Regions from separate parts of the Mus musculus genome. Here region 2 is linked to region 1. A link is a loop called in an ENCODE intact Hi-C map of the cell type or tissue named here. Cell type or tissue: left cerebral cortex. All regions are shown on one strand. Links, peaks and the distances in the headings refer to the core of each region. The heading gives the core; the rest is flanking DNA.

Evidence for each region. A loop is a pair of places that touch in the nucleus more often than their neighbours do. Peaks named below come from ENCODE experiments on the same cell type or tissue, not always from the same donor. Only the 100,000 strongest peaks of a DNase experiment are listed, where the experiment ranks them.
Region 2: it touches region 1 in a loop (5-fold over the local background); 5 of 42 quality-filtered maps call a loop at or near these places.

What each region holds. Positions count from the first base shown.
Region 1 is chr5:103,851,694-103,867,490 of GRCm38, forward strand. It overlaps Aff1 (AF4/FMR2 family, member 1), which reads left to right. Exons shown (of 20, transcript NM_133919.4): 20 at 1-3,629. It overlaps Klhl8 (kelch-like 8), which reads right to left. Exons shown (of 10, transcript NM_178741.4): 9 at 12,509-12,710; 10 at 10,357-11,498. The coding sequence ends at 11,375. Among named protein-coding and RNA genes, the nearest start is that of Gm42139, 26 kb to the right of the region's middle. In left cerebral cortex, for the core only: CTCF peaks have their summits at 2,673 and 4,786 (motif pointing right); DNase peaks (open chromatin) are centred at 2,577, 3,319, 4,791, 5,285 and 1 more place; H3K4me3 peaks cover 201 bases; H3K27ac peaks cover 782 bases.
Region 2 is chr5:103,899,276-103,915,072 of GRCm38, forward strand. Klhl8 (kelch-like 8) reads right to left here and starts at 11,984. Exons shown (of 10, transcript NM_178741.4): 1 at 11,841-11,984. In left cerebral cortex, for the core only: no CTCF peak of the experiment used is centred there; DNase peaks (open chromatin) are centred at 8,763, 9,030, 9,582, 11,045 and 1 more place; H3K4me3 peaks cover 1,282 bases; H3K27ac peaks cover 446 bases.

The sequences.
Region 1 (15,797 bases), core at 432-8,431:
CCCGGGCACTGACAGTGCTGTGGCTACCCTGTGTATCAGTGAGCGAAAGTGAGAAGTCTTCCTAGAGAGGTATTTTTCTGCTACAAGTGTTTTATATTTATAGCAAAACTCAGCTTTCTATCCAGGATATCCTTGGCTATCCAGGGGACATTAGCTCCTGGAGAGGATGTGGAGTTTGGGGGGGGGGGCAGGATTAACTTCAACTTTAAAAAACACCCCACTATCATACACCTTCAGTCCAGACCATCTTCTAAGGTATCGTGACTTGATGAGGTTGAAGAAGATCTGTGACCTTCCCAGGCTACACCCCACCCACAGTAGACCAGGTTCACTTAGATGGGAAGTGAAGAATACACTCAGAATTCACACCTGCCCGTAAACACAGGCCTTTCCTTGAGACTTCAAGGTTACTACTGGAATACTCTCAAGTGTTTTTAAAAAGCCAGTTCTTTTTAATCCCTTCTAGAAAGAAAGTAGAATTTGCACATGTTCACCATGGAGGTGTGTTACGGCTCCCCCTGCCTCTCTTTCCTGCCAGCCATGCTTGTCTGTGTGCATTTGGAGATTAGTGGAGATGGGAGACCCATCTTTCCTTAGTGATGATGTCTGTGGTCCTTGTGGTAACATCAGGACTTTCTTGGTACCTTGGTTAAATCTACACAGGGTCTCTAGGTGAGTGCGATACCAGGTTTTTCAGGGCAAACTGTCTGTGATACTCCTTGGTCTTCTCAGCCTTCTCTCCTGGTTTGAATGAAGCCAGAAAATGGCTACCTTGTACATATCTGAGTATAGACCAAGACGGTGATCCAGCTAAGCCCTTTTCTTTATTGATATTCTGAAGCCAAGCCATGTCTGACTGAGTCGAAGTGTATGGTAGGTGGTCCCTAGCACAGTGGGGCTTGTGGGCTCATCAGGATCTTTTCTCCCACAGCCCTGCATCCCTTGCAGCCTGTTGGTTGTAAAATGGCTATGATCCTTGTGAGAGGTTCTGGCCTACTGAAGTTTTGCCAGAGCATGTGTACATCCTGCCAGCAGATCACTGTGCCCCTTGCCTGGACAGAATCAGCCAGTGTAGGAAGAACAGGCTGCCTCATTCTTTAATGGGTGGGTTTTCTCCTCAGTTTTATTTGTACCTTGAAAACCAATGCAGTTGGACAGGATCCGTTTGTGCCAGTTTGGTCTGTAGCTATTGCACTGCTGGTTTTCCCACAACACTGCACCTAGAGAGCATGAGCCTTGTCTGTCTTCTTCAGGGGAAAACCCCAGGGCTGTTCTGCGCTGCTTATTGTAAAACCCCGAAGACTCAAATTTTATACCATCTGCACAGTTCACTGTGTGCTTAAACTTACCAGAGGCAAATTTTCCCCTGAGGTGATTATTTTGGGAGGACTATAACATTAGCCCCTTTGAATATCTGATGTTCTTAAAACCATGGAAGAGCATCCACCTTATGGGGGGGGGCAGCATTTAATGAATGAATCTTCCATTTGCCACTACAAAGGGTGTGTGTGGCCCATCTGTCTGGGACACAAAGTAGAGGAACACAATAATGTTTTCTCTTTTGGAAAAAATTAAAATTAGATACATGTAAAAAACCCTGTTACTAAAACAGGTTGCCCTTGGTTAAGGTGCCTAGAGGGCAGACCACATGGCAGTAGGGAGGAGCAGGAGGGCCCAGCAAGTGCTTGCTAATGGTCCCTTACAAAGTGACATTTATTTTGTAGAGGTTCTGACAAATGTCTATCCATTCCCTGGACCACCACCACCCAGCCTCATCTGTAGGAAGTTTCAAACGGGCTCTTCCCCATCTTAATTGAAAATGTGCCTTTACTATGTTGATGTTAGGGACAGGACCTTAAGTCCTACGATTCCTGTTTGGTAACTTATAAAAGGACTTGTGCTCTTGAGCTGTGGTCTCTGATGCAGAAGATGAGAGATTCAGCTAGACGTATTTGTGCCTTTGCTGACCAAACATAAATTCTGAAGTTACGCTGTTTGTTTTGCTGTGGCTTTGAGTGGGTTCATGGGTTTTATATGTTTCCTTTCCTGCTTTGTGAAATTCGAGATGAGTTGGGCTTAAAAAATATTATATATATCTAAGATCTTTCCATACCTCTTACAGATTCTTTTTCTTCTTAATGACTTATTTCCCCCAACACTACGAAATGTCTTTGAAAATTTACCACTTCATCTGTTACCTTCTTCATCAATGGTTAGTATTTAAATCGCCTCAGAATGTTTTAGGGGCTCCTGTCTAAAACACAGAAGTGTAGGTTTTTCTCATTGAAGAATGAGCTATGGAGATGCGAGGATCAATTTTGATGCCCCCCTCCCCCTGCCTCTTTCCCCTGGTTTTGGCTCATTTGGAACTACTGGGCAAGAGGACTTTTCCTGTGGAAGGGAAGTGTAAGGACAGACGGGCATGTGTTGGGATTTTGGGATTTCTGCCAGGCGATCCTCCATATGCAGTCCAGTTTCCCACTTACTGAGAGCAGCTGTCTGGTAGCCGTGCCTCTTACTGATGCATTGACAAGCACCGCATCACCACATTTCTTTGAGCGACTGTAAAATTTCCTGGTTCCTTGGGGGTGAATCACACTCTGTTCTGTTCCGCTGTGCGTCAGACATCAGCAGTTACTGTGGTGGGCAGAGAAGTGCCTCTTTCCCTACCTAAGAGGGAGCCAGAGGACAGGAAGGAAGCGTAGAGCTCTCTGCAAGCCTGTATATTGCTATATTTGTCCCCATAGGACACCGGATTGAGGCTGGCGGCAGGCAAGCCGGGCTGCACTGTTGAGCTGGGGCGGGGGGAGGGGGGCAGAGGCTGACCTAAGGAAGATGAACTCACTTTGCTTAGATGTTTTAGCAATGCTCAGTACAGGCAGTATTACGTTTGCCTTTCATTCAGGCCATGACATGTATTGCTAAGAACACTGCACATCTCATGATATCGCGGGTACACTGTTCGTGGTGGGGTGTGTCCATGTGTGTCCCGAATTTTAATTTTTTTCTGAATGTGATCATGCTTTGGATGATACCTGAGCAGGGTTGCCTTTTTTTTTTAATTTATTACCATTATATATTATATTATATATTATATATTTTCTTTCTTAAAATGTTAGAAGTCAAATCTTGGTATTAAAATTGCTTTAAAAAGGAGTATGTTGTCAAGGTGATAATGAGAATCACTGGTCTGCCTTTAATGAGTTTTTCTTTATCATGGAATAATGTGCCAGCTCTGATCAGCACAGTGGTTTTGTGTGCAGGCTGGGGAAGCAGCCAGGCTCCCGGTGAAGATGCGCAGTGCAAATACGGGGAGCACCACAGATGTAAAAATCAGCATCAGCAGTGGAACGGCACCCCTGGGGCTTCTGTGAATGGGGTTCATCTGCCTCATGGGAGACTCTGAAAGGGGGCAGACGTGATCTGTGAGAGTTTTTTTTAAAAGAAACTGCAAAAGATCTTTCCAAAGATGATGTGCCACAGATCTTTTGTTTTTCTCTGTAACAAGGACTAAGTGCTGTCTTAGAAAAGGTAATTGACTTGTTCATCTTCACAATCTTTCCTTTCCACAAGATCAAACTGTAGGGAAAAAAAAGGATATTTAATAAAAATTTAGAGAAATGATTGGAGTTGAGCCTGTGGCTTTTATTTTGTTCAAATGAGAGGATTCTTGTTTGTTGAGCCAGGGTCTTTCTGGAGCTGACCTCACAAGAGTGAAATGTGAACTGCCCTTCAAATATGCACTGGGGCTTTCTGTGAAACTCAGAGTTAAAACACGATTCTTTAGGATTGACTTCAAAACTGATGGGCAGACAGACCATCCATACTCTATGGGAGGAGTTGATGCTTGCCTTAGAAATACCAGGCTTGCTTTAGTAACCGAGCAGGCACTGGGTAAGTGGCATCCGAGGAGTCCGGGAGCTCTAGGCTTGTCCAGGGCGATGCTAGGGCCCCAGGGTCCTTATCAGTATTTATACCTGTATCTGAAGGCACACAGTCCGCACACACATGCACTGATCAGTGACACAGGCGCTTTGCCATGGTGTGTGACACCCTTCAAAGGACAAACTGCTTATTTCCTTCTCTCCTTTCCTGAGGCCACCTGCTCACCTGCACATGTCCTTTCCCCGGGGCCTAGGAGCCTGTGGCAGCTGACACTGGGTCTCCACATTCACACTGTCTAGGTCAACTTTAGGACACTACTACACTGTTGTGAAGAGACCCTGGTGCTCCCTGCACGTCTGCGATTCAGGACACTGGTGCAGATGCCTCTCCTGAAAGGGTGTGGCGGGTCTGAGGCAGCAGGGCAGTCTCCGCCCTTCCCTCTCCACAGGCTTCAGCCACTCCACCTGTGTAAACCCTTACACCACTAAGGCCTTGGGGCGGAAGGTGGATGAAATCAGGAGCAGCCTTTTAGTGTTGACTTTAATGAACCTCCAGAGATTAGAGAGGGCTCAGGGACAGTGAGTGGGATGGCTCAGTAGGTGACGACGGCACTTGCCACTAGGCCTGACAGCCTGAGTTCAGATCTCTGGGTTTCACATGGTGGAGAAAACACATAAGTGGTTCTGTTCCCCGCCCCCACCCCACCCAAATAAACTTTTTAATTAAAGCCACCAGCCTAGTTTCTGAGGTAATAATGTGGTGAAGAGAAAGAATATTTTAAACCTGGGCTCATGTTGTTCTTAGTATGCTAACAGACAGGAAATACAAATTTTAACCAGCCAGTTTTGAAGCTAGGCTTCTCCTTAGGGCTAGGTTTCCCAGATGTAATGTGTACAACTGGACACTAGATGGCAACCGTTTCTTTTGGTATTAACCACAGTGACCCTTCACACCATGTTGAAAGAATTTAACCAAAGGTAATGATGACACCAGAGGTTGAAAGGAATGTGCAGAACTAGAAAACTTTGTGTTTCTGTGGGAATATAATGATGTGGCCTCTTTGCACAACAGTGTAGTAGTGTCCTAAAGTTAAAACCCAGTTCAACCCCAGAAATTCTTAGAAGTGGGGGAGTTGGGGGGAGCATCAACATTCACAGAAAAGCTGGGCCGCTTCCTGGGTCAATGGGAGTGTCCAGCAGACAGGGCAGCCCCTGTCTGTTGCCTTGAGGACAGCGGCCAGTGTCTCACAAGGACTTTGAGAGCAAACTCTGTAGCACCACAGCAAGGAGACACAAGAACTCTGTGTCCCATCATGCCCCGCGCCTGTTTTGTTCTCTGGCCTTGAGCTTGTGCTCATGTTCACAAAATAAAAACCAGCAGGCAGAAAGCAAGAATAGCACTGTGAGGAAAAGTGAGCCACTGGATACTTGGATTATCAGCTACTAAAGGAGTGTGAGTGTGTGTGTGTGTGTGTGTGTGTGTGTGTCAGTATGAATGTGTGTATGTGTATATGTAAGAGTGTATGAATGGCTGTGTAGGGGTGTGTGTGAGTGTGTATATGTGTGTGTGTGTGTGTGTTAATGTATATGCATGTGCATATGTAAGAGTATGAATGTGTGTGTGTGTGTGTGTGTGTGTGTGTGTGTAGTGCCCCCCAAGCATTAAAGAAAAATCAAAGCATTCAGCAAAAAAAGCCAAGAGCAGGCAAGATGGCTCAGTGCGTGAAGACACCTCCTGTCAAGCCTGTGCCCATATGGCAGAGAAAGAACTGGTGCCTGCAAGCTGTCTTCTAATCTCCATGCCCCTGCTATATGCACATGCACACACACACACACACACACACACACACACACACAACACATTCCCTGGGAAAGGAAGAAAAGAGGGGAATAAAATAACATGGAATTGAAAGAACACCCGTGGCCCACAGCTGCAGTGCTCAGAAGAGAAAAGCCTAAATCTGTGTCACAAACTGTACTAACTGTGCTAGCAGGACACACTCAAGGAAAGCCATGTCTACACATACCATGAAACACTGCACCACGACAGAGGCAGACTTTAAAAAACTTCAGATGTGCAGGGGACAGGAAGAGCAGGGTCCACAGAGGTCCATTAGTGCTCAAGGGAAACAAGGCACCAACAGAGTGCAAGTTACTCCTGGGTTCCCACAAAAAGCGCGACCTAGAATGGGAGCTGGCAGGGTAGTAAGGGCAAACAAACAAGCCTGAAGCAAGATTCCACAGCAGCACACCACCAAAGTAACTTCAGGAAAAACAGAAAATGGTCTGGGTAGAAACATCTCACTTGCAAAAAAAGGTCCGGATCCAAGAAACTGTGCGAGGGAAGAAAGGGCACAAATGGCAGTGTAGGCACCCATGGAAGACATCCAGATCGACCATCGGGAAATGGGAATGGCTGGAGGGAAAGCAAGCCACTTTATAAGACCGGGGCATGGACAGTTTGGTGTGGTGCTGCATGCCTCTACAGCACTGGGGATGCTGAGTCAGGAGGATTGCAGCAGGTTTAAGGCTACCCTGAGCTACATAGTGAACTCAAGGCCAACCTAAGCTACATAGCAATGCCTTCTCAAAAAACCCAAATATTAAAAGTGGTTCTGGAACAATAGTGATGATATTGGCGATATTTCTGAATTCTTTTAACACCACATGCGGCAGAAGCATTGAAGATACAAAATCCTTTAAAGGCTCTCAGAACCACAGCATCCCACTGTGTGAACCGCGTTCAATGGACTGACTGACTCTCCAGACCAGGGAACGGAGCTCCAGGGCTCACAACAACTTGAGAAAACCGGTTGGAAATGGTACAGTTCTGCCTCATTCAACAGCAGGTGAGAACAAGAGAGGAGATCTGAAACAGCTCTTGGGCACCACAGATACTAAGTAACCAGCCTAAGACTGCGCATGCACCACTGATACTTAAGTAACCACCCTAAGACTGCGCATGCACCACTGATACTTAAGTAACCACCCTAAGACTGCGCATGCACCACTGATACTTAAGTAACCAGCCTAAGACTGCGCATGCACCACTGATACTTAAGTAACCAGCCTAAGACTGCGCATGCACCACTGATACTAAGTAACCACCCTAAGACTGCGCATGCACCACTGATACTTAAGTAACCAGCCTAAGACTGCGCATGCACCACTGATACTTAAGTAACCAGCCTAAGACTGCGCATGCACCACTGATACTTAAGTAACCAGCCTAAGACTGCGCATGCACCACTGATACTTAAGTAACCAGCCTAAGACTGCGCATGCACCACTGATACTTAAGTAACCAGCCTAAGACTGCGCATGCACCACTGATACTAAGTAACCACCCTAAGACTGCGCATGCACCACTGATACTTAAGTAACCAGCCTAAGACTGCGCATGCACCACTGATACTTAAGTAACCAGCCTAAGACTGCACAAGCACCACTGATACTTAAGTAACCAGCCTAAGACTGCGCACGCACCACTGATACTAAGTAACCACCCTAAGACTGCGCATGCACCACTGATACTTAAGTAACCAGCCTAAGACTGTGCATGCACCACTGATACTTAAGTAACCACCCTAAGACTGCGCATGCACCACTGATACTTAAGTAACCAGCCTAAGACTGCGCATGCACCACTGATACTTAAGTAACCAGCCTAAGACTGCTTAAACCTGGGCATGGTAATTCACCTTGTCCCTCAGCATTTGGGAGCCTGAGGCAGGATCACAACTAGGTCAGCTTCAACTACAGACATCTTGTCTCAATAAACAAGGGCTGAAGATGGGGCTCACTGGGAGAGTAAGAAAGGCCCTAGGACTGACCGCAGAATTGCAATCAAACAAACCCCAACTCATCATGAAATCCCAGGTGACAGAACCGAGAAGGGAAGCAGATATCTCAACATACACTGCTTAAAATAGATGATGACCAAAACCTCAGTGCACACACACACACACACGGAAGAGCAATACGAACAGCCAAAGAAAAGATCTTGCTAGTTTGCTATGGTAAACTAATGTTATACTAAACACTAGCCTGTCCATGAATTCTCATATTCTCTCTCTCTCTCTCTCCAAGGAAACCCTTGTATGTAATTAAAATTGCAGATATGTCAAAGTGAATGTTAACAAAAGCATTCCATGCAAAGCTTGTGTCAGCAAATGACAGTCTTTGTCTTGTCTCCTGTTACTATGAAGAAATACCCTGACCAGCACCGTGTACACACACAGACATAAATAAAGGAAACAGCATTTAGTGGGTAAGCAAAGGCGATGGCAACCTGTGTTGTTGGGGAGCCTCTCACACCTCCCTGGCCAGTACCTCTGAGGGAGGCATCTTATGCCTTGCATGGTCATTTCCATTTAGGAGCACAATTGTCCATCCATACAGGTAATTCCAAACTTTTCCAGTTATTTTTTTTTCCAGCTATATTTTAAAGTTCGCTGAGAAGTGGGTTTGCACAAGGACTTTTTCTTAGCTCCTTGGTTTTGGTTAATGCACCCACTCCTCCTCTCTCCCGTCTCTTGTCCAATCCTGCTTTATCTATTGACCTCCAATAACCCTCTTCTTCCTCTTCCCTCTTCTCTGTAGTCTACCATCTCTCAATTATAGTGTGTAATTGGCCTCTAGACTCCTACTCCTGTCACCGGGTTAGTTTTCCCCTCACTTCAGGTTCTTCCACGTCCGTGTGCCCCTCCCGGCTTAGGCATGGAAGGTGGGGGCAAGTGCTTCACTTGGCTTTCAGCCTGGCAACCCAGAGACAGACCTCACATTTTTCACTTATAACCTCACCATTTGAGCTGTCTCACACCGTAAGTGCTGTTTGCGCCTGAGGCCAGAGAGATGAGGCCCCATACAGTGTTCATTTCATTCTCGTGTTCCCTGTCCCCGTTTCTATACATCCACCACCAGTCAAGGTCCTTATCCCTCTGTCTGCACTCATCCCGCAAAGCGTCTTCCCTAGCCTCTAAGAGGCTGCCTATTCACCCCATGCACTTCCTTCTGCTGCTGGCAGGCCCACCGGGCGATGCTTTGACCGTCACCGTGCCCTTCTTTTCATATTCTTTTATGAGTGCCTCATATTTCACTGGTACAAGGGCACAGACTTGGCATGTCAGGTGACCGTTGTCTAGTAAAGATTAGAGCGGAGTACACCCAATGAGATATCAAGATCCTCAACCAGTGACCACAAATGTCCAGCCATCCAGTAGACGAGAAGCTGACAGCAGCCACGCTTCAAGACCTTTTCCATGTTCGGCTAGACGGAGCGAGTGGGCCAAGTGTTATGGTCACGTGCTTTGAGGGTTGGCCGAGACACAGCCAGCTAGACTAGAGAGCACTGGTCTGGCTAAACCTGCTCACAGGCTTGCACAGAACACATTACAGGAGCAAGCCTGTGTGTGCTGTTTAGCATCCCTAGGGAGCTGGCTCTGGAGGTGAAGTTACATCCACTCCTGCTTCAAAGGACGTTTACCTCAGGATGTCTTCCAAGACCCCCTTGTCCAGGGTCGGGCTGCTCCTGTGCTCCCTGGCCCTGTGAGAAAGGGCAGCAGGCCCCGAGGGAAGACGCTGTGACAGTGACAACAAGTGAGGAAGCTGCTGTTCAGCCTGGTCCTGAACATGGAGGAGGGAAGTCATTCTGGGTTCCTTTCTAATGCAAGAGACTTAGCTACTGCTTGCTTATCCCATGATGTAAGGATGCCTGGGGTGGGAACAACCAATGACAAGTCCTGTCCAGAAGATACCTGCCTGGGACCGTCCGCACAGGTCAGCTGCTCCAGCTGACTGACTGGGTGTGCAGGGCCTCTTCAGGGCTTTCTGCTGGATGGTGTAGGAGTCTGGTCTGATGCTCTCCTGCCTTTCTCCTACTTTCTATCTATTCTTTTATGTATCCCACTTGCTGACTACTTAAACTCACTCATTTGAAAGAGAAACCATAGTGATCATAGATCACTAGCCATACAAAACACCCAAAAGCAGGAAAAAATTGCCCAATTTGGGAAACTTAAAATCTGCTTCATGAAAGATGAGGACACCAACATGGTTTTGTTTTGTTTAAAGTGTCTGGAAGGCACTGGGCCAGAGTTAAGCTCCTCGGTGCCCATGTGATGCCAGGCAATGAAGTAGGCTGCCTGTAAGTCTAGGCCTCTGGAAGTAGAGACAGGAGATCTCTGGGACAAGCTGACTCCTCTGACTAGATATATAGATTAGCTCTGAGTCCAACTGAGAGTCTGCCCCAGTGAGTAAAATGGACAGCAGTCTAGGGGACTTTGATGTGAATCCTGTGACTCCACAAGAATGTGAACACGTGTGCACATGGACTCACATGTATAAAACACACACACACACAAACAATGAAGACCTCATGTCACAGTAGGATTACTAACATGCTAGGCTTCAGATTATCTGTAGAAATATTCAATAAAGTATCAATAAATACACTGGAGGACATTAAACAATGAAAAGACTAGTAGTTTCCATTTTTTTCTGCTTTTACCAACAACATTTTATTGATTAATGACAAACTTGAACTAATCAAACTATACTGCAGAAGGAAATTTTGTAAAAATGCATTCATGTCCTGATAATAAATAAATTCAGCTTTGTACAATTAGAAAAACCAGGACAGTGACAAATGACAGAGTAAAGAGAAAATGGATCCTCGCTCCAAATCCAACGACAAACCCAAAGAACGAAGTTCAAGGAACCTCCCCATTCCCTCCCTAGGTGGACATGGGCGTCACACACCCTCTGTCTTTTCACTGGGCGGCACACGAACGCGGATCTCATTCACCGGGCGCTGCACTAACACTAATCCACAGTCATCCCAAGAAATTCTCCCGGGTGGGAAAAGAATAGCAGCCACCAGACTTCGTGAGGAAGCCAGTACAGTGGTGTCCTGTAGTTCTGAAACTCGAAATGGAAGCGAAGGCCTTCTTACAGACACTAATATGGTTTCAAGAATGTTTCAGAAACACATAAACATTTTCCCTACTTCATAAACACCCAAGAACTGAAAGTCACCATCTAGAGACAAAAAGCAAGACATGAATTCGTCAGCACCGTGTAGAATGATCCTCAAGGGAGCAGGCCTTAAGTTCTCATGTTGATGAGTGGACATCTCTCTCCTCTGGGAAAAACCTACTGCCTGAAGTTAGTTTCTTCAGGAAAAAGAATAGATGAAACTCAATAAATTACATTTTATTCATCAAAATAAAGAGCTATTTTAAGGTTTGGCACTACATCAAACATCTCTCAGAGCAAGAATGGGTTCAAGATGGGCTGCTTCCAGCCCGCTCCACTGTTTGCTGAAGCAGGAAAGAGCTCACCTGGCTTTATGACAACAGCTCTCACCCGTCAGTCCACAGACGTGTATTCACAACAGCTGACATTCAAAAACAGTCGCTGCAGTCACAGTCAAAAGGCCTGCTGTCTTCCTGTCCATCAGACGGGATTGTGTCCTTGTTGCTGGGACTTCATCACATACAGTCAACCACATTAGTGGACCCGTGACCCACGTCTCGGATCTGGCTAGTTAAACAGTCACACACGGCCACACCGGCACCAGCTCGGCAGTGAGACACAGGTCCGACCAGCTCCCACCTGGAGAGACAGGACAAGACTGTCACCACAGAGCACAGGGACCCCAACCAAAGTCAGGACTCAGGACTACGGGGCTTCTTTTAAAAGATACCGAGTTCCTTAAGGGAGAAAAATATCCCCAAATTATATATATATAAAATTTATTTATTATTATATCTAAGTACACTGCAGCTGTCTTCAGATGCACCAGAAGAGGGCATTGGATCTCATTACAGATGATTGTGAGCCACCACATGGTTGCTGGGATTTGAACTCAGGACCTTCGGAAGAGCAGTTGGTGCTCTTAACCACTGAGCCATCTCTCCAGCCCCAAATTTTATATTAATAACATAATATTCCTCCACTATCTCAGTTTGTTTTTTGCAGGTTCAGTTATCTACAGTAAGCCAGTCTGAAAATATTTAATGAAAATTTCCAGAACTGTCTTTAAGTTTTAGATGCTATGCTGCTCTGCTTTTCCTAGGATAGCCTCTGGCTGGTGTGTCACTTAGAGTTGGACCAACTGTCATGGTATTGGGTCCTTTTGCTCAAATGACCTTTGTTTAACTTAATGACAGAAAGAGCAGCGAAGGTGGCAACGTTATCTCTGCATGCTGTTTAAATGGTCCAATTTATTAGTTAATTGCTAACTTTATTGTGCCTACTTCATGCACTCAACTTTATCTTTTTTTTAATCAATTAATTTTTACAACCTGACTGCTGTTCCCCTTCCTGCGCCCCTCCCAGTTCTACCCACACCCCAGCCATCCACTCCTCCCCACTTTGCAGGCTTCCCATGGGTGTCAGTCAGACATGGCCTAGCAATCTGCAGTAGGACTCCATGGCTCAGTAGGGGGAGAGGGTCCCAGTGGCAGGCAACACAGGCGCTGAACTTTGTCTTTGGCATGTGTCAACAGGCAAAGCCCAGCTTTAGATGTAAGGTTTGCTGCCATCTGCGGTCTCCACTGAGAGAGAGTGAGGGCTAATGAAGAGCTCAGCCTTGCCGCTAACGAGAAGCGGTGTGCACTCACTTGTTCAGCACGGGGTCAAACGCCTCCACGGTGTTTAGGTACGCGTTGCCATTGTGACCGCCAACTGCAAAGATTTTGCCCATCACTGTTGCGATCCCTACGCCACCCCTGGGAGTGGTAAGAGCTGCCACATAGTCCCACTTGTTGCTTCGAGGGTCGTACCGTTCCACGGAACTCAAAGGGGAGTTGTCGTCAAAACCACCTACAAAAGCAATATTTAAAAATGACATCGCATTTCATAAAACCTAACAACTAAATCTCAACTCAACGGCTTATAAAACTCCAGCTTTTATCAGACCTGGTAGTATACATGTTTAATCCCAGCACCTGGGAGACAGAGATAGGACCTGTGGAGCTCCGTGAGTTTGAAGTTAGCCTGCCTGTGAGTTTCAGAATAATCAGGACTACATAGAAAAACCCTGTCTCAAACAGAACAAGACAAACAAAATCAAACCCTCAAGCTTTTAAAGTTATTTTAGAATGATTTAGGGGGAAAAATTTACTGTAACACCTCTCTACCACCCCCAACTACAGTTTTCTATAATTTAACTCCATGCACTCAGTATTGTGCTTTGACAGTAGACTTAAAAATCTTTTTTCTCCTGGTTTTTGAGACAGGGTTTCAAGGTGTATCCCTGCCTTAGCCTCGTCAGTGCTGGGATTATGGGTGTATGCCATGTCTGGGTTTAAAGTGTTGAAGTGAAAAGGAGGTGGATTTATGGAGAGGAAGCAGCCATTCATAGTCTGTCCTGAGATTCCAAGAGGCAAGACCAGCTTCCCTCTCTGTGTGCTAAGTAGCAGGGAGCCTGAGACCTGAACTGCACCAAACTGTGATGCTCATCCAGACAGAGGTGCAAGCTTGCCAGGGCTATGCTTTTAGTTGTGAGCCTAGCCCTTAATGGCTGAGCCATCTCCCCTGCCCCAGGGCTTGTGTTAAAACCGTTACTGCCGGCACAATTACAGAGACAGTGGGCCGTGACTGAATCCCATCCACTTTTGCCACAGTCTTCTTCCTGTCATGAGGTCTACATAAATGGTCCTTTCAATAGAGAATGACTTAGCACACCCCTGAGTGATGCCTGGTCTGTCACTGTGACCTCCACCATCTTTCCTGAGTCCTTTCTCCATTTTCCTGATATGAAGAGATATTGCTACTGTGATCCTTTCTTTAAAAATAAAGTCAGGTCGGGCGGTGGTGGTGCACGCCTGTAATCCCAGCACTTGGGAGGCAGAGGCAGGTGGATTTCAGAGTTCAAGGCCAGTCTGGTCTACAGAGTGAGTTCCAGGACTGCACCGAGAAACCCTGTCTCGAAAAAACCAAGAAACCAAAAAATAAAAAAATAAAGTCAGTTGGGGAGGGGGTGGGGTGAAAAAAAAATAAGGTCAGTCAAGTAAAATTCTTCTAATGAGGTTAATTTTATTATGTCAATTGAAATAAAATAAAATTCACTAATTTTATGTACATGACCAGATGGATTTTTTGCAAATGCTTATCACAGTCTCATCAGAACATAATTCTCTCCCTCATACTTTAAGTCTGTCACTGTTCATGCTAACATGGAAGATTGGGCTTTAGCAGTTAATTCTCCATAGCCTTTGTTTTTATTGGCTCTGTTTTATCGCCATAGGTAATGAGACAGATTTCAGTGCTGGGGACACAGCTCAACAGTAAAGTACTTGCCTACCACACAAGAAGCCTTAGTTTAGGTCCAACCCTTAACAATGAAAAGCAAATCGAGACAGAGAGAGAAACAAAACAGAATGCAGTGGGCTGGCCGTTAAAGGTGCCTGTCCCGACATCCTGTCGTCACTCACACTGGCTGTACCGGTTTTAGGGAGGATTTGAACGCTGAAGGTTGTTTGCTGTACCTTTTGGTGCTCAGGACTGAAGCCAGGGTCTCCTGCACGCCAGGCAAAAGCTTTGCTATTGAGCTGTCCCCAGCTCCTAAGAGGGTTGTTCTAATGCTTGGTCCGAACTGCTCTTTTTATCACATCTGTTTCAGCTATAAGGTCCCAAAGGCTTAGTAAGTGGTAGCACACCTGGCGCCCCTGTGGCCCACAGTGATGTGACACCCTGTGACACAGTGTGACCTGCCCGTGGTTTGCAGGTGTGAAAGGCTGTGACCATAGACTATAAGAACTTTGGTTCCCACATACTTCTCCATAGCATGTCCGGGGACCTGACTCTACAATTGACTCCTGTGCTGTAGGTGAGGCTGGGGGCGGGGAGGGGGAGGATCTGTGTTATTTCTCTGCTTTTCAGGCAAGAGCACGGGAAGAGTCAGTGTTACTTCTACTTTCAATATTTAGACAATAATACGAATGACACGCTCTCCTACTGAGACCTGCCCACAGCGCACTTCAGTGCATTATACGATGTAAACCATGTGCCATGACCCCTCCCAGCTGCTCCTTCTCTGTGAAGAACAGAGCAGCTTCCAAGTCGGACGTGCACCGTCCCTAGCTCCTGAGACAACCCTGAGAGTTGGGCATTCCATTCCAGGCTCACAACTATGTAAAGGCCCCACTAGCGGGTGCGGCACACCCACAGGAGGCTGCGCAGTTCTGCGCCACTCAGGAGGCCTGGCTGCCTCCTTCCCAGTACAACATCAGTCCAAATTATTCTTTTGAATGTTAAGAATCTGAGAAAGCACAGCTCTAAAAGTCCTCTAACTCAGCACCTCAAGCAGTCACAGAGCAGTAGAAAGGCTAACATATATACATCCTATGGAAAAGGCACTGGTTTTCTTGAAGCACTCAGCATCATTTGCTTTGAAATGATTCCATTTCAAATCATTTGCAAATGATTTCCATTTGCATTAAAATGGAAGAAAAAACAAGTCATTAGATGCTTCAAGATGTATTTTAGCAAGTCATGTTTATGTTTCTTCATTTCCAAAAATATATATCTCATTTAAATGCAAGTGGATTGTACTTACTTTAAATATAATCTAAGTTTTGCTTTTTGGATTTGTTTATTTTTTGAGACAGGGTCACACTATGCAGCCCTGGCTTGCCTAGACCTACTATGTGGAGCAAGGCGACCTCAAACTCACGAGGCCCATCTGTTTCTGCCTCCTGAGTGCTGGGACTATAGGCATGTGGCTCCACGCCCGGCAGAAGTTTTAAATATGATGACTTAAATCAAGCATTGATGTCAAATGTAAGAATTCAAAAGCACATCTCAGGACTGATCCACTAAAGGTTGACTATGATAATGGCTTACTGCTCTGTTACTTTCTGTCATCAAGGGCCCTGACATATTAAGTTAGAGAGAGAGCATGCACTC
Region 2 (15,797 bases), core at 3,794-11,793, 51 kb after region 1:
CTCCATTGTTGGTGGGATTGCAAGCTTGTACAACCACTCTGGAAGTCAGTCTGGAGGTTCCTCAGAAAACTGGACATAGTACTACTGGAGGATCCCGCAATACCTCTCCTGGGCATATATCCAGAAGATGTTCCAACTGGTAAGAAGGACACATGCTCCACTATGTTCATAGCAGCCTTATTTATAATAGCCAGAAGCTGGAAAGAACCCAGATGTCCCTCAACAGAGGAATGGATACAGAAAATGTGGTACATTTACACAATGAAGTACTACTCAGCTATTAAAAAGAATGAATTTATGAAATTCCTAGGCAAATGGATGGACCTGGAGGGTATCATCCTGAGTGAGGTAACCCAATCACAAAAGAACTCACATGATATGTACTCACTGATAAGTGGATATTTGCCCAGAAACTTAGAATACCCAAGATACAAGATACAGGTTGCAAAACACATGTAACTCAAGAAGAACGAAAACCAAAGTATGGACACTTTGCCCCTTCTTAGAATTGGGAACAAACACCCATGGAAGGAGTTACAGAGACAATGTTTGGAGCTGAGACGAAAGGATGGACCATCTAGAGACTGCCACACCCAGGGATCCATCCCATAATCAGCCTCCAAACGCTGACACCATTGCATACGCCAGCAAGATTTTGCTGAAAGGACCCTGACATAGTTGTCTCTTGTGAGGCTATACCGGTGCCTGACAAACACAGAAGTGGATGCTCACAGTCAGCTATTGGATGGAACACATGGCCCCCAATGGAGAAGCAAGAGAAAGTACCCAAGGAGCTAAAGGGGTCTGCAACCCTATAGGTAGGACAACAGTATGAACTAACCAGTACCCCTGGAGCTCGTGTGTCTAGCTGCATATGTAGCAGAAGATGGCCTAGTCGGCCATCATTGGGAAGAGAGGCCCCTTGGTCTTAACAAACTTTATATGCCTCAGTACAGGGGAACGCCAGGGCCAAGAAATGGGAGTGGGTGGGTAGGGGAGTGGGTGGGGGAGGGTATGGGGGACTTTTGGGATAGCATTTGAAATGTAAATTAAGAAAATACCTAATTAAAAAAAACAAGAAAGCAAAAAAAGAACTTGGTGTAACTTGGGACTTACAAAGACTGCATATGGGGGCTGGCAAGATGGCTCAGCGGTTAAATGTCCAGAGGTCCTGAGTTCAAATCCCAGCATCCTCATGGTGGCTCACAACCACCTGTAATGAGATCTGATGCCCTCTTCTGGCGTATCTGAAGACAGCTAAAGTGTACTTATGTATAATAATCAATAAATCTTTGGGCCAGAGCAAGCAGGGACTGAGGGAGCAGAGATAACCAGAGCGAGCAGGCTTGACTGGAACGAACAGGGTTGACCGGAGCAAGCGGGCCGACCAGAGCTGACAGAGGTCCTAAAAAAAAAAATTCAATTCCCAACAACCACATGAAGACTCACAACCATCAGTTCAGCTACAGTGTTACCCATATACATAAAATAAATAAATAAATCTTAATTAAAGAAAAAAAAAAGACTATACACTAAGGGCTGGCCCACTAGGAAAAGTGCCTGAACACGAGGCCCCAAGTTTGATCCCCAACAACTGCATAAAAACTTGTATGTGTAATGAGGAAGCAAACACACGTGGATCCCTGAAAAAGCTCCCCAGGCAGCCTAGCCGAGTCCCCCCAACTCCAGGTCTTGGTGAGAGGAAACCATGTAAGGTAGTCCTCTCCTCCACAAGCACGCACACACAGACACACACACACACACACACACATGCACATGCAGCTGCACACACCAGAACCTGCACAACACACGGGGCTGTGCATTAGTGTTTGGTAACTATATAATTGAACCTACGCTCCATAACTTAAAAACAGAAAACTCTTTTGACTACATCTAAGATTCCTGCCCCATGAGAACAGAGCAACTCCTCCTTCTCACAGTACATCTAGCTGATTTAAAAAAAAAAAAAAAGAAGCAGGAAACAGGAGAAAGGGCCCTGAAGTCTCTCTCCAGACACCTGAAACATCACCATAACAGAACACAGCTGGAGCCTCCAGTTTTCCCTTCCAGAGGCCAATATCCACTAACAAAACTTGACTCAAAAGAAGTAGACAGGTTCTAATGAGCTGATGTAACCAAGCAATGTTTTTAACATGCAAATAAAGGTCTAGTGAATTACAGAAACAGAGGGCACCACACTCAAACAACAACCCTCCACACTCAAACAACAACCCACCACACTCAAACAACAACCCACCACACTCAAACAACAACCCACCACACTCAAACAACAACCCACCACACTCAAACAACAACCCACCACACTCAAACAACAACCCACCACACTCAAACAACAACCCACCACACTCAAACAACAACCCTCCACACTCAAACAACAACCCTCCTGTTCTACCCCCCTCTTTGACTTTCACCGTCTGGCATGGACTGTCAATGTGTAGTGCTACTACATAGCACATAAGGCTGACTACCGATCACTGTCAACAAGCAGCAATTCTATTTTAGAGCACACATTAGTAAGCAAAGTGTTGAATAGAAAGCTCTGGATGAGAACAGAAGTTGTACTTTTAATCCCAGAACTCGGAGGCTGAAGCAGAAAGGCTTGAGCTCTGGGCCAGACTAAGTCACACAGTGGATTACAGGCCACCCTCAGCCACTGTGTAAGACTCTGTCTTTTATCTTATGTGATTGACTGATTGATTGATTGAGTAATCTATATCTGCCTGCATGCACACATGTGCACCTTGTTCTGCTTTCCCCAGGGACAGGTCAGAAGAGGGTGCTGGGCTGCCCGGAAGTGGAGTTGGGGATGGGTGTGAGCCCCCATGTGGGGACTGGGGATTGAACTCAGGTCCTTTGCAAAGAGAATCCTATCTTACAAACTAAACAAAACGGAATTCCAAGTGACACTGTGACTGATGCTCTGCTTAACTACGGCTGCAGGACTGGGGTGCAGCTCTACGTGAGAGCCCGCCCCGGCATGCTCAGGGCCTTGCACTCAGTCCCAGCACGGCAACACAAAGGCAGGACTCAGCACTGCAGTCACTGCTGTTACACCCACTACAGGAGGCAGCAGTCCTAATTGTACAGTGTTGGAAAAAGCTTCAAACTGTTTACAGTTCAGTTAGGTGAAGACTTTAGGTGCTACAAAGGCAGAAAAAAAAACTGTATCAGCGTTTGGCTAATTTAGGAATTATACCTGTAAGCTGGTGATGCAAGCGCACGCGGTGCCACTTCACAGGCTTAGGAAGAGGACAGGACCATCTCTGTGTGGAACCAAACCTGACTACACGCACCGCACCACTGCATACACACCACACCGCTGCACGTAACCTGCTATCTAACATCTTCCCCACTATCCACTTTCTGAAATGCCCTTCCTTCACCAGGGCCCTCGTTGGCCCTGACTCGGTTTTAAGACTCAAGCCTTCTCCAACCTGTAATGGAAATATCAGGAGACCAAGGAAAACTGCCACACGTTTAAGCAAGCTTGAGTCATACAGTCAGTTCCATGACAACAGGGGCCACAGTGAGACACCCCACTTCAAAACGAACACAAAGAACCAAACATACTTTAAAAATCAAGGCTAGAGCCATGGCCCAGGACTTAAGAGCACACACAGCTTCCAGAGGATCTGAGCACCCACCACAGGCAGCTCACAATTTCAATTCCAGCTCCAGGGAAGTCCAATGCCTCTGGCATCTGTGGACATGCGCTGGCACATGCGGTCTCGGAGGCGAGCACATACACACACACATGCATGCATGCACGCACATACACACACACACAGAATAAAAGTAAGTCTTTATGAAAACATTCTCGTCTTCACACTCGCCTGCCTCCTAGGCTGATCTGGATGAACGACTTCCGTGTGTCTCTCACAATCTGATTTATCTCTTCATTGCATTCATCACAAAGCAGGTTATGTTATATACCACTCTTTGGGCAAATTTTAATAATGTAAATTATTGGCTACTTTGCTAGTAGCTGTGAAAAATTACCAATAAACAACACAAAGAAGACAAGGGCTGTTTATTTTGGCTCGTGGCTTCAGAAGCATCAGGATATATCAGATGTTACTATCATTTAATAACAACAATGTTTTCACATGTTCTATGAGCAGTATTATCACAGTACTAAATACTCTCCATGAGAGTTCTGTTCAGGGGCCTATTTTACTAAGCAGGCACTCAAAGGAAGCATCATGGAAATTTCTTCGCTGTTTGAACTGGACCCCCTAGTTTATTACAGCCAGGATGGTCTGAAACTCTAATACATAGTACCCGTCAGGCCATGGATTTTATCTGAATACGTGCATTCCACGTGCGAACCATGTTTTTCAGAGGAAACCTACCTACATTGCTCGTTGCTCTTGAGAATGGCATAAGGCTAGCCTATGATTGCTATTTGAATATAAAGCCAAGCAAAAAATAAATTTGCCAAAATTTGTTGCCAAGGATCAAAAAACAGGATATTTCACAATAAAAACTGAGTGGCTTAAAATCAATCCGAATGAACTACCATTCGTAAGTAAGGTTTAAACTAGTCCCAGTGATTACAAGCTTGGACCTTGGCGTCATGCTCCCTTAGCACTGTTGGGAGGTGGTGGCAACTTTAGGGGTGGGGGATAAGTAGGGGATCTTAGAGCAGTGGCTCTCACCCTTCCTAACAATGCATCCCTTTAATACATACAGTTCCTCATGTGGTGGTGACCCACAATCATAAAGCTATTTTTGTTGCTACTCCATAACTGTAAGTTTGCTACTGTTATGAATTATAATGTAAATATCTGTGTCTTCCCTGGGAAAGGGTCATTCAACCCCCAAAAGGGGTCACAACCCACAGGCTGAGAACCACAACCGAGGCATGCTCTTAGAGGGGCCATGGCAGGCTGGGCTCCCTCTGTTTTGCTCCAGGACAAGCTCCCGCTATGACCTCACCACCAGCCCAAAGCAATGAGCCAACTAAACTAACAACCTAGAACCCCCAAAACTGGGAGCCAAAACCAGCCCTTTCTTTTTATGAACTTATCCTCAGGATTCTGTTGTAGTAACAGAAACCTGAATAACATATGTGGCCACAAAGAGCATAGGTGTCTGAAAGCGCTTTAATTTTTTTACAGCATGCACACACAAAAAATTTAGTATGAACACACACACAATGAAACAAACATACTGATGTCACATAGCTGCCACATGGGTTTATAAGCACACACTACCACTCCATCCGTCAGTCGATCATCTCAGGTTGTAATAAGGATTCTGAGGTTTGCAAACATGAACAGAAAATGCAGACTTTGTGGTTGGTAATGATGTGAGCAATATAAGTTTAAAGATGGAGTCTTTAGAAATCTCTATGGAAAACCGATACTTAGAGGAGCACTTTCATATCTACTCACTAATCGGTTATAAGGTATGTTCCCTTTTCATTTCCATGTCTTTTATAAAAACACTGTCCTGCAAGACTGGTCTCTGAGCACAAAGATTGTGAGAAGCTCTCATTCCTGTTGCTCAAGGAGAGAGACTCTGGCTAAGCTTTACCACTAAGATATACGAAAGAGCGTGTGAATCAGTCACCAAAGCAGATCACTCGTGTTAAAGCACACTTAATGCCCGTACCCTATCCTCTAGTCTAGATGGACCCAGGAAAACAAATGACTCAGAAAAACTGCTGCAAAACAACCAGAGTCGGGCGTGGTAGCACGGCCTTACACTCTAGCACCTAAGAGGCTACGACAGGAGAATTACCAGTTCAAGGTCCCATTTGCTATACAAGGAGTTCCAGGTCTGGGCTACATAGAGAGACCCTGACTCAAAGAGGAAGTCTGATTCTAGTTATGAAGAAAGTTTTGGATTATCTCAACCAATCTATTTCTTATTTGCCTTTTTAAAAATGTTACTCCCATCTCTCAGGAGGCAGAGCTAGGCAGATCTCTATGAGTTTGAGGCTAGCCTGGCCTACAAAATGGGTTTCAGGCCAGCCAGAGCTAGATGGTGAGAGCCTCAGAATCACTCCCCTCAAAGTATGCAAAAGTAATCTTATTTAAAACCTAAAGTAAACCCCAGTGAACGATCAAGACAAGCAGTAGCCCCTGCCATGGAGGCGCTGGATCATCCACACCGGCTCTAAGGATGCTCACGCATTGCTTTAAAACCTTGCAAACAAACTACACAAGCTCTACTTTAAAACTAACAACAACAACAACAACAAAAAGTAATTGATTTATACAACTGCTGATTTGGATTCACGCAATGAACTGATCCCAAAAGCTGTTTACTAAAGAATATGAAGTGGAATTTCAAACCAGGCCACAGGGACTGTGCGCATGGGTCCTAAGAGCCATATTCCCAAAGCACTTCAAAGTCATTCTCAGGAAGGACAGTGACTAAATGTTGTTATTATTCCAGCTGGCACTGAAAGTGGGTGACTCTCAGGTCCTGTGCTCAGAGACACATCCTTACTGATAGGATAGTGGTGAGGTGTTAGTACCAGGGTGCCTTGAACCCTGCTGAGTCGTTCTCATTTATAAAGGAAACTAGCTTGGGGAGTCAGTAACCTTTGGGATCTAATGACCAGACAGGAAATATCTTGGGCTCTGTGGGCTATACAGTCTCTATGAAAACTGTTCACTGTGGACAGCACAGCCATGAAGGAGCACTGTGTCCTGATACATCTGCAGCCACGGATGCAGGCAGCAAGTTTGCTCTAGTCTGTAGGCAACCACTTGACCCTGGGTTTAAGTCGGTTTGTTTCTAGATCTACCTACCATAGCATTTGTTTGTTTGTTTTTCTGGTTTTTCGAGACAGAGTTTCTCTATATAGCCCTGGCTGTCCTGAAACTCACTTTGTAGACCAGGCTGGCCTCAAACTCAGAAATCCACCTGCCTCTGCCTCCCAAGTGCTGGGATTAAAGGCGTGCACCACCACTGTCCAGCTTACCTACCACAGCATTACAGAAAGCTGTTGCCCTCTATCTTTTGGAGAAATATGTTGGCCGTGTCTAACACAAGGCACAAGACTAGCAGAGTCTTGTGAGACACACAGTCTGGGAGTCTATTAGCTGTGGAGGCTTGGGCGAGTCACACAATCACTCAACCTGATGCTTTCCTGTCAGGCGGTTCTGAAATTTAAATGAAGTGATACGATATAAAGTATTTGGCTTTGGATTTAGTTTACATGAGGCGGCCAAGAAATGAATGTTTTTACTGTAATTAAGTACTGGACCAGAGGTTTTTGGGAAGAAACACAATTCTCCAATTAATAATTTTTTTACAGCAGAGAAATAAGGCATGCTTATGGGCATTTTGGGTGCAAATACAGAGAACCCTCCACAGACAAGGACTACTTACATCACCCTGTCAACCTCTTCTTACACAGACAGATACACAGAGATGCGCATACAGTGCTATCTTGACTGAAACACTTTACATACACACACACACACACACACACACACACACACATATACATACATACATGAATGACACCTAAATGACAGTATCATCTGACACCTAAAGAAAAACTACTTTTAACTGTAGTGGATAAAGAGGCTCAGAGAGGGTAAGAAAGCCTATCCAATACCACAGAGGTGTAAGGCAGGAGTCAACATTAGTAAGCCTGACTACATAGCCCAAGTCTCATGACTATCCAAATATGGCACTGGTTCTAACTCCGTGGCTGTGCCTATGTGTGTCTTAATGAGCACCGAAATAGTATCAATAATGATCTCTCCATACAACAAATACTTTCCAACTTCTTAGAGCTCCAAAGTAGAAAGGCACCCATAAAAATCACTCATTTTAAATTGTAGTAATCCTATCAGGATTTTTATTTTCAAAGATGACCACCACTTGTTTTTTACACACAGCTAATCTAATGCAAACTCTCAAGTAAAGAAGTAAAGAATTCTTTATTAAAATGAAGCAGTGGGGCGATCTCATATACAAGAAGCTCCCTACGAGCACCGCCACTGTCCTCTCATGGACGTTTGCTCACATCGTATTTATGAGAAGCCCGTCTGCAGAGACACAGTTCTGCTCCTTGCTTCACAAGTTCCCGAGTATTACAAGATCATGAGCCTTCTGCGTTGTAAAGCATTCAGATTTCCAATAAATCTGCCCAATATCAAAAGGGGGGAAGCTCAAGGAGAAAGATGCTACCCTGTGGGAGCGTGCAAAGCCCAGCACTCTGTCTACCCCTGCTTCTAAACTCTACTGTAAGAATGAATTCAAACTCAGAAAGATACTAATGCTAAGATTCTCAAGATAAATGTAAACTGTAACAAACTAAAACCATAAATTACAATCTAGTACTGGATCTAGGCAAGACAGTTACATTTTTCTGTAAATCATACATGGTATGTGCTTTCCAAACCAACAATTCTAAGTGTCAAAGAAGTCATCAATTAGGATTTAATAAAGCTTTACTCTTTTATTTAAATATTGTGTAATTAAATTTAAATGAATATGGCATAATTATAAGCATGCCACATAAATATCTTCTGTGAAAAGTAAAATAATTTTCTTAGCGTTTGATATTCTGAGAACAAGAACATCCAAATTTTAAAATAAATCAAGTTATCTTTTAGCATTTAAGATAATACTATTAATAAGGCTGTAATACAGTACTGGATCATCTACTCTAATGCTCATCTAAACTGGCAGGCAAGGTAGGAAGAGTCTACTGAGAGTGATGGTCGGCCAGGCCCTGCCTCCAGAAGGCGGCACTCCATCACCAACACACCTCCCACTCTGGAAGGGACTCCATCTGCTTCAAACATCTCATTTTCTCTCCTCTACCACCTCACTCCCATTTTTAAAAAAAATCTGCAAGTTTTCTAATAAAGAAAGCTTGTAGACAGTTGAAGCCGGTGGTTCCTGTAATCAATCTCCCTCTTTCCCTGTGTGTGCGTGTGTGTGTGTGTGTGTGTGTGTGTACAGTGTGTATGTGTGTGTGTGTGTGTGGTGTGTGTGTGTGCGCAGTGTGGTATAGCCTGACAGCACATGGCTTGTCTACCCAAAGCCCCACAATCAACACGAAACACTCTTGCCAAGCCAAATGCAGTCACTTTATGAGATGTGATTGTGAATACTGTAATCCCAGGAACTTGGGAAGCTGAAGCAGGAGGATGTGAAGTTTAGAATCATCCCAGGCTACACAGCAGAATGTTGTCTCAAAAATACAACAAAGTAACAGAGGGAAAAAAAAACCTTTTGAGAAGAAGAGGACTTCCAACCCACTTTGAGTGAGAATCTGTTGAATCGGGCCTACTCTCCAGCAAACAGAGACAGACACAGAACTAATTCTTAGACTCCTGGAAGACCAGAGTTCAGAGTGGGGGGTCGGAGGTGGGGTGGGGGAGTTTCCAAGGTGTCACCAGTCCTTCCTAATTTCTAGGTCTAGTTTGCAGGGACCAATTAAATAAATCATAAGCAAAGAGTCAGGCAGAGGCACAGTCAAGTATTAAAACTCCTGCACCACCGGCCCCTCAGCAACAAAGCGAAGGCAACAATGTCTACACAGCACTGGCCACCAGGGAGGAAACTGCACTGGGGCTGGAAGAATATGCAGTGTAAAATGGCCCCCACATACAATAACGACTTAATCCTCACAATTCCGGGAAGACAGAGGCAGGCGGTATTTTTATCCCTCTTCCCCAGCTAAGGAAACAGGTTCAGATAACAACTTGCCATGATTAAACAGCCAATGAGTGGAGAGCAGGGATTTTAACCCAAGAACTAATTGCAGACCTGAGCTCAGTCCACTATTATACCTCCTCAGAGCAGAGCAAACAGGCTGACCGACCACACATGAGATGCTGGCCCAGGACGCAGTAAACAGCAATTAGTGTATTCAATCTCCAGCACTGCAAAAACGTTTTTTAATTAGAAGATTTGAATATCCGATTTCCTCTTATTTCATTACTTAATATAAAACTTTCTTCCAGAGAAAGATATAATTATACTAAAAAGCCTACCACTAAAAATCATGGCTTTTTGTTTTTTTAGGAAACATTTGTTCCTGCTCATGTTTTTAACTCTTTATATACAAAAATAAATTATTTGTTGAAAATTCAGACATAAGAAATGGCTTAAGCTGGGTGGTGGTAGCATATGCCAATGCTGACTCTGGTGATAGATGCAGGGAGATCTCTCTTGAGTTCATGGCCAGCCAGTCTATAGAGCTAGCTAGTTCTAGGTCAGTCAAGGCTATACAGAAATGCCATCTCGAAAATCTGAAAGAAGAGAAAGGAAGGAAGAAGGGAAGGAGGGGAAAAGCTTAAATACCCATTTTTAGCCTTTTGTTTAGATTTTGCTGCTGCTGTTTTGAGACAAGACAGGCCCAGGCAGGTCTCAAACTCAGTGTAGCTGATGATGACTCTCAGCTTCTGGCTCTCCTGTCTCTCAAGTACTGGGATCACAGGTACACACCGACACATCCAGTTTGTGCAGTGCTGGACATGAAACCCAGGTTAGGCAAGCACTCTATTTGAACCCTAACATAAAGGACAGAATTTTGAGAGATCATGAAACATCAGTGTAGGTTCTGATACCACGAGGGACTTTACAACAGGGAGGTTGGGTTTCTGTAGGAATGGGGAAATTATACACTCTGGTTAGCTTTCGCTGTGACTTCAAATTAGGATTTGGAATTTATTAAGGAATGTGTAACGTTACAAATTAATAGCACTAACAGTTATCAAATGCTAAAAGAATAGTTTTAAACGTAAAAATTCAGACTGGAGATGTACTCAGTGGTAAGTAGTGTGTTCTCCCGGCATGCTCAAGGTTGGGGGGTGGGAGGTAGAGTGGAGGGGGAGGGGTAGAATAGGAGAGGAGGGGTAGAAAAATATAAGAATGAATATAAATCCAAGCGCATACAGCTGAATACAGCATCTTGTGACTTCTTTTTATACTTGTGTTCCAACTATTTGGTATTTTCAAGGCAACATGACTAAAGTTTTAAGTAGGTCAGTTGGTTTGACTGACAAACCAAAAAATAGGTGCCAGGAGAAAGCAGGCAGAGAAGCAAAGGCTAATGATAAAGCTACCTGCACGCAGTTCACAAGCTCTGGTAGCACTAGCAGAGGGTCTCTGCTCAACTAAACGTACCCCACCCGCCCCTTAGCACGGCCAGGGCTCACGGAAGATGGGGAAACAAGACTGAAAACAATTAACGAGGGGGGGGGGGGCGGGGAGAGAGAGAGAACAGCATTAAATAGAAAAAAGAAAAAAAGAAAAAAAACCCACGTGTACCTGGCAGGTTAATTACTGTGGCAACCCAGGTTCTAAGTAAGACCTATTGCCCAAAGTATCTGCCTACGCTAATACCTTAAGGTAAGAAGCAAAATATAAAGGTAGGCAATTAAAGCAGGTTGGCAAGAATATTCAAAACTGCGAGGATTTCCACGAAATGCATGATAATAAATACTGCCTGCAGGAAAAGGAAGGTAACAAGCTCCCCAAACCGTAACATCAGGGCCGTGCAAGCCCGGGAGACGGTTGGGAACCCCAAACTGTGTCCACAAATCGGGGACCCTCCCTGGAGCAAGCCACGAGCTCAGCCTGGAGCAGCGCCACCCGGCCGGGTACGGATTTTGCAGGAGCCCCGCGAACCCCGGGAGGGGGACACCCCTGAAGTCGCCCAACCCGGACCCCGAGCACCTGCGCCGCCGCTCAGGACAGCGCGGCCCGCGAGGCCCGCCCGGATCCCTTCGGTTCCCCGAGGGAAGGCGCCGGCGCCGCCCGGCAGCTCCTCACCGACGCGAGCGCGGGTGACCGCTCCAGGCTGAGACCCGCGCGCGGGATAACGCAGCGGTTACCTCTGTCCGCGGCCGCCGCGCAGGCCGAGCCGCCACACCCGCTCCGCGCCGGCGCCGCGCCAGCCCCGCTTGGACACCCCGGGGACGCGCTCACCGGCCCGACCGCTCGCTCGTGCCCGGCTCGGCCGAGCGCTCTTGAGAGCCGCGGGGGCGGGGCGGGGCGGGGCGGGGTGGTGAGGCACGAGCGTGCTGCGCGCCGCACTCTGGGAAATGTAGTTCTCTGTTGCCTCTTTGAAGAGCGCGCCTGCGTTTCCCTTCCATCCCTCCCAGTATTCATCCCCTGCGTGGGGAATATCCCAGATTTTATAGCTATTCCTATCAGTTTTATCTCATGCTCTGCAAAATGTATACAAAACAGCTTGTGTCTGCAAAGCAAGGAAGTAATTGAACTAAATACCGAGTGTTAAACACAATTGCTAGTATAAACTGGTGAGATAAGGCAAACTCTCAGTAAAGTTGCTGGAAATGTAGGGAAAAAGAGCAAGGGCATATATTAGGATAGTTCCCTGAACTCTTTTTTTCCAGGGCATTCTGAAGCTTCCAGAATCTTCAAAGCATATTCGAAATGTAGCCATAGACCAGGTGGCTTGGTGCAGGAAGATAAGGTCAGCTGTTCCTGTGGCTGAGATATAAAGATACAAATTGGATCCAGCCTAGGCAAACCACAGAGACTCCAGCTGGGCCTGAAGGAGACAGGTGTCATCACCTGCTCACTTGCACTGGTTTGCTTGTGCCAGCTAGACCCCAAAGGTCCCAGAACCTGCTCAAACATCACCCACGGGTGGGAACCGTTGCCTTAGGGCCACTTCTGCAGGGCTCCTCGAAAATGAGGATCCGAAGTCCCCTGAAACAGAGAGCTCAAATCCATCCTTCTTCCTCAAGTGGTTTTGGTCACGTATTTCGGTACAGTGAGAATAAATTGCTACAACTCTGGACCTAGAGAGGAATTTCTGTTGGCATAGCGGGTTCAGGCAAAAATAATAATAATAATAATAATAATAATAATAATAATAATAATAATAAATCTTAAAGTTAAATATTCATAGCAAATGGGGAAAAAACGAGGGAGCGGGGCAGCCAGGACAAGGACCTGTCCTTAGAGGGATACATCCATAACAACAATTTCACCTAATTATTTTACATATCTATAAAGTGAAGATAAACTAAAAAGAAACGAAGCATGTGGTTTTCTAAATCTAGAGATTTTTCTTAGCTTCATTTGAGAATACACAAGCTGGTTCATAAACAGAGGATATTAGACTCCCCTACCCTGATCTCTATGAATTAAAACCAGAAAGGATGTGATGACACCTCCTGAGTAATTATCTGATTGCACTGGGTGGGAATAAACGGTAATGTTAAATCCCAGTCGGCATTTGCATTTTATATTTTAAGTCTCCCCCTCTAATCCTGGATTAAAAGGCTTTAAACCTCCACCAACATTTCAGATGCTGTCTGCAAATGGATTCGGAAAACTTAATCAAGAAGACAATTTCATCTTCATCTGTAAAGGAGATGAAGCTTGCAGGCAGCAGCAGGAAAGTCTGGACAGAGTTGCGGAACGTCTCAGCGTGAAAATGAACCATCAAGACAATCACCTCCCTGCTGCAGCACCTCACTGGCTTGTATCCCTGTCTGCCCACTCATGGACTCTGACCATCCCCTTCCTCTATGCCAGTCTTACTTGTTTAAACTTCTCTGAACCAGGAGTTGTGGAATCCCAGCATTCAGGAGGCAGAGCAAGCGTTCCAGACCAGCCTGGGCTACATAATGATAACCTCGGGCTAACCTGGGCTACAGCAATGAAAGCCTGTCTAAAAAAACCAAAACAGAAAAAAACGGAAACAAAAAGCAATTACCTCCTGTGCTCTACCTCCAAGACACATTGGTGTCTTCCTTTCCTGGCCTTGGCTCCGTGGCTCATTTTATGCTAATAAATTAATGATAGTTTTCTGTCCGGTACCCATGTAATCAATCTGACAAAGTTATCTTTAAATCAGACTAGAGAGATGGATCAGTGTTTCAGAGCACTGGATGCTCTTCCAGAGGACCCAGGTTCTGTCCCCAGCACCCTACTGGTTGACTTTGGCCAGCCCTGGCAAGGTGAGCAGGGCTCTGGCAGGCTTTGCCCCTGTCTCCCATTTCTTCTGCCTTGCTAAAACCAGTAGATTGCATTCCTGACACCAGCCATCGAGGTCTGTCGCCTTATTTGACCACTTCCCCTCTTGAGGCTGACGACCAAAGTCCAACTATTGAAATGATGATGTCCAGCAACCAAAAGTCCCTTTTGGCTCACCTGCCCAATCAAAACAAACCAACTCATCATAACACGGGGCTTCTCTCTCTTACCCTTACAAAACACCATTTTCCTATAGGTCACATCTGTCCCCACTCTATGCAGAGACAGTCTTTTGTCCCTGCTTTAGGACAAACATTCTCCCTCCCCCCCTCGTTCCCTTCCCCTTCTCCCCTGTACTCTTCTCCCTCACCCTCCCTCTCCTGTTGTTGTCTCTTATCTCCTGCCCTCCATCCCTCTGGGGTAAGTAAATCTTGGTGTTGGCTGAGAACTCGGTCTTGGGGTGTCCTGGGCCATTGCCCATCCTTTCAGTGGTGGCTAACAACAAGCAGTAACTCCAGTTCTCAAGGATCCAAGACCCTCTACTGGGCCTCTGTATTTATGTGGTGCACAGAGGTATATGCAGATAAAACACTCATATACATAAAATAAGATATACACAAATCTCAAAATAAATGAACAACCCTCTGCTCATCTTCACTCATCTCTGAAATGTTTGAAGTTCCTTCATTTCTGATTGGACTTTATCATTTCTGCTTCTTTTGACATGTTGCCTGTGGAATCCTAACCACCATCCGCTATTACTTAGACTTTTTAATCAGGAAGGCTCACCCACTCCTTGTCGCCTCCCCCCCCCCCCACAGTGAGACCCTCTTTTTATCCTTACAGTAACACGAATCCTCAAGCATTTTAATTAATTTTTACTTATCTGCAAGTTTCTTAGACAGAAAAGAGAAACATAGTACTTGATACATACTATGTTCTTAATAAATGATGCCTGCATACACATCAGCTTTGAGTAATTAATTGTTTTGCATACATGTCCAGTCAAGGGCCAGGTAGTAAGTAACTTTATTAAATAAACCTTGTCCCAGCTCTCCAGCTCTGCTTCGTAAATGACAGTAGCTAGTTCTCACTGCGGCTCCAGATACTTGTGTAAGAGACAATGTGATAAAGGTCCGAGTGAACGGTGAAGGGCACACCTCTGGACGAGGTGGCACTGTTAGAAGACATGCTCACCAAGAGGTTAGTGGGTGAGACTAAAACAGGAAGCATCTTTGAGATGGCCACTGGCACTTCAGCTGTGCTCCTTGGAAATCCCCAGTGTTGACAGGATTTTTAACTTGTTACTAATCTGTCGTGGTGGTGGTTTTTGTCACTTTTTTTTTTCTTATTTTCAGTTTTACTACTTTGTCATGCCCTCGTCTAACCAGCTTCCACACCCTGCTGACCCTGCCTAGGTGCGTCTGACTCAGTCTGCACATGGAGGGAACTGGAATTCTCTTTGGAGCAATATATAAAATGTGAGAGTAAGAGCAATTGTCGTCCCATTCAAAATGATGACAATACGAAAGTGAACAGCTGGGCCTTGGACACAGGGTGGAATTCAGTGGTAGAGCATTTCCCTAGTTTGTGCCAAGCCCCAGGTTTGTTCAGCAGTTACGAGCACATACATGAACACACAGGCACACAAAGAAAAATCACTTGCAATAATTATTTTTGAAACATATCTAAGATGCTTCAAAACAAAACTTCATTCACACTTACTTTTTAAAGATTTGTTTGTTTATCATGTATACCATAGTCTCCCTGCATGTATAACTGCATACCAGAAGAGGGCACCAGATCCCATTACAGATGATTGTGAGTCACCATGTGGT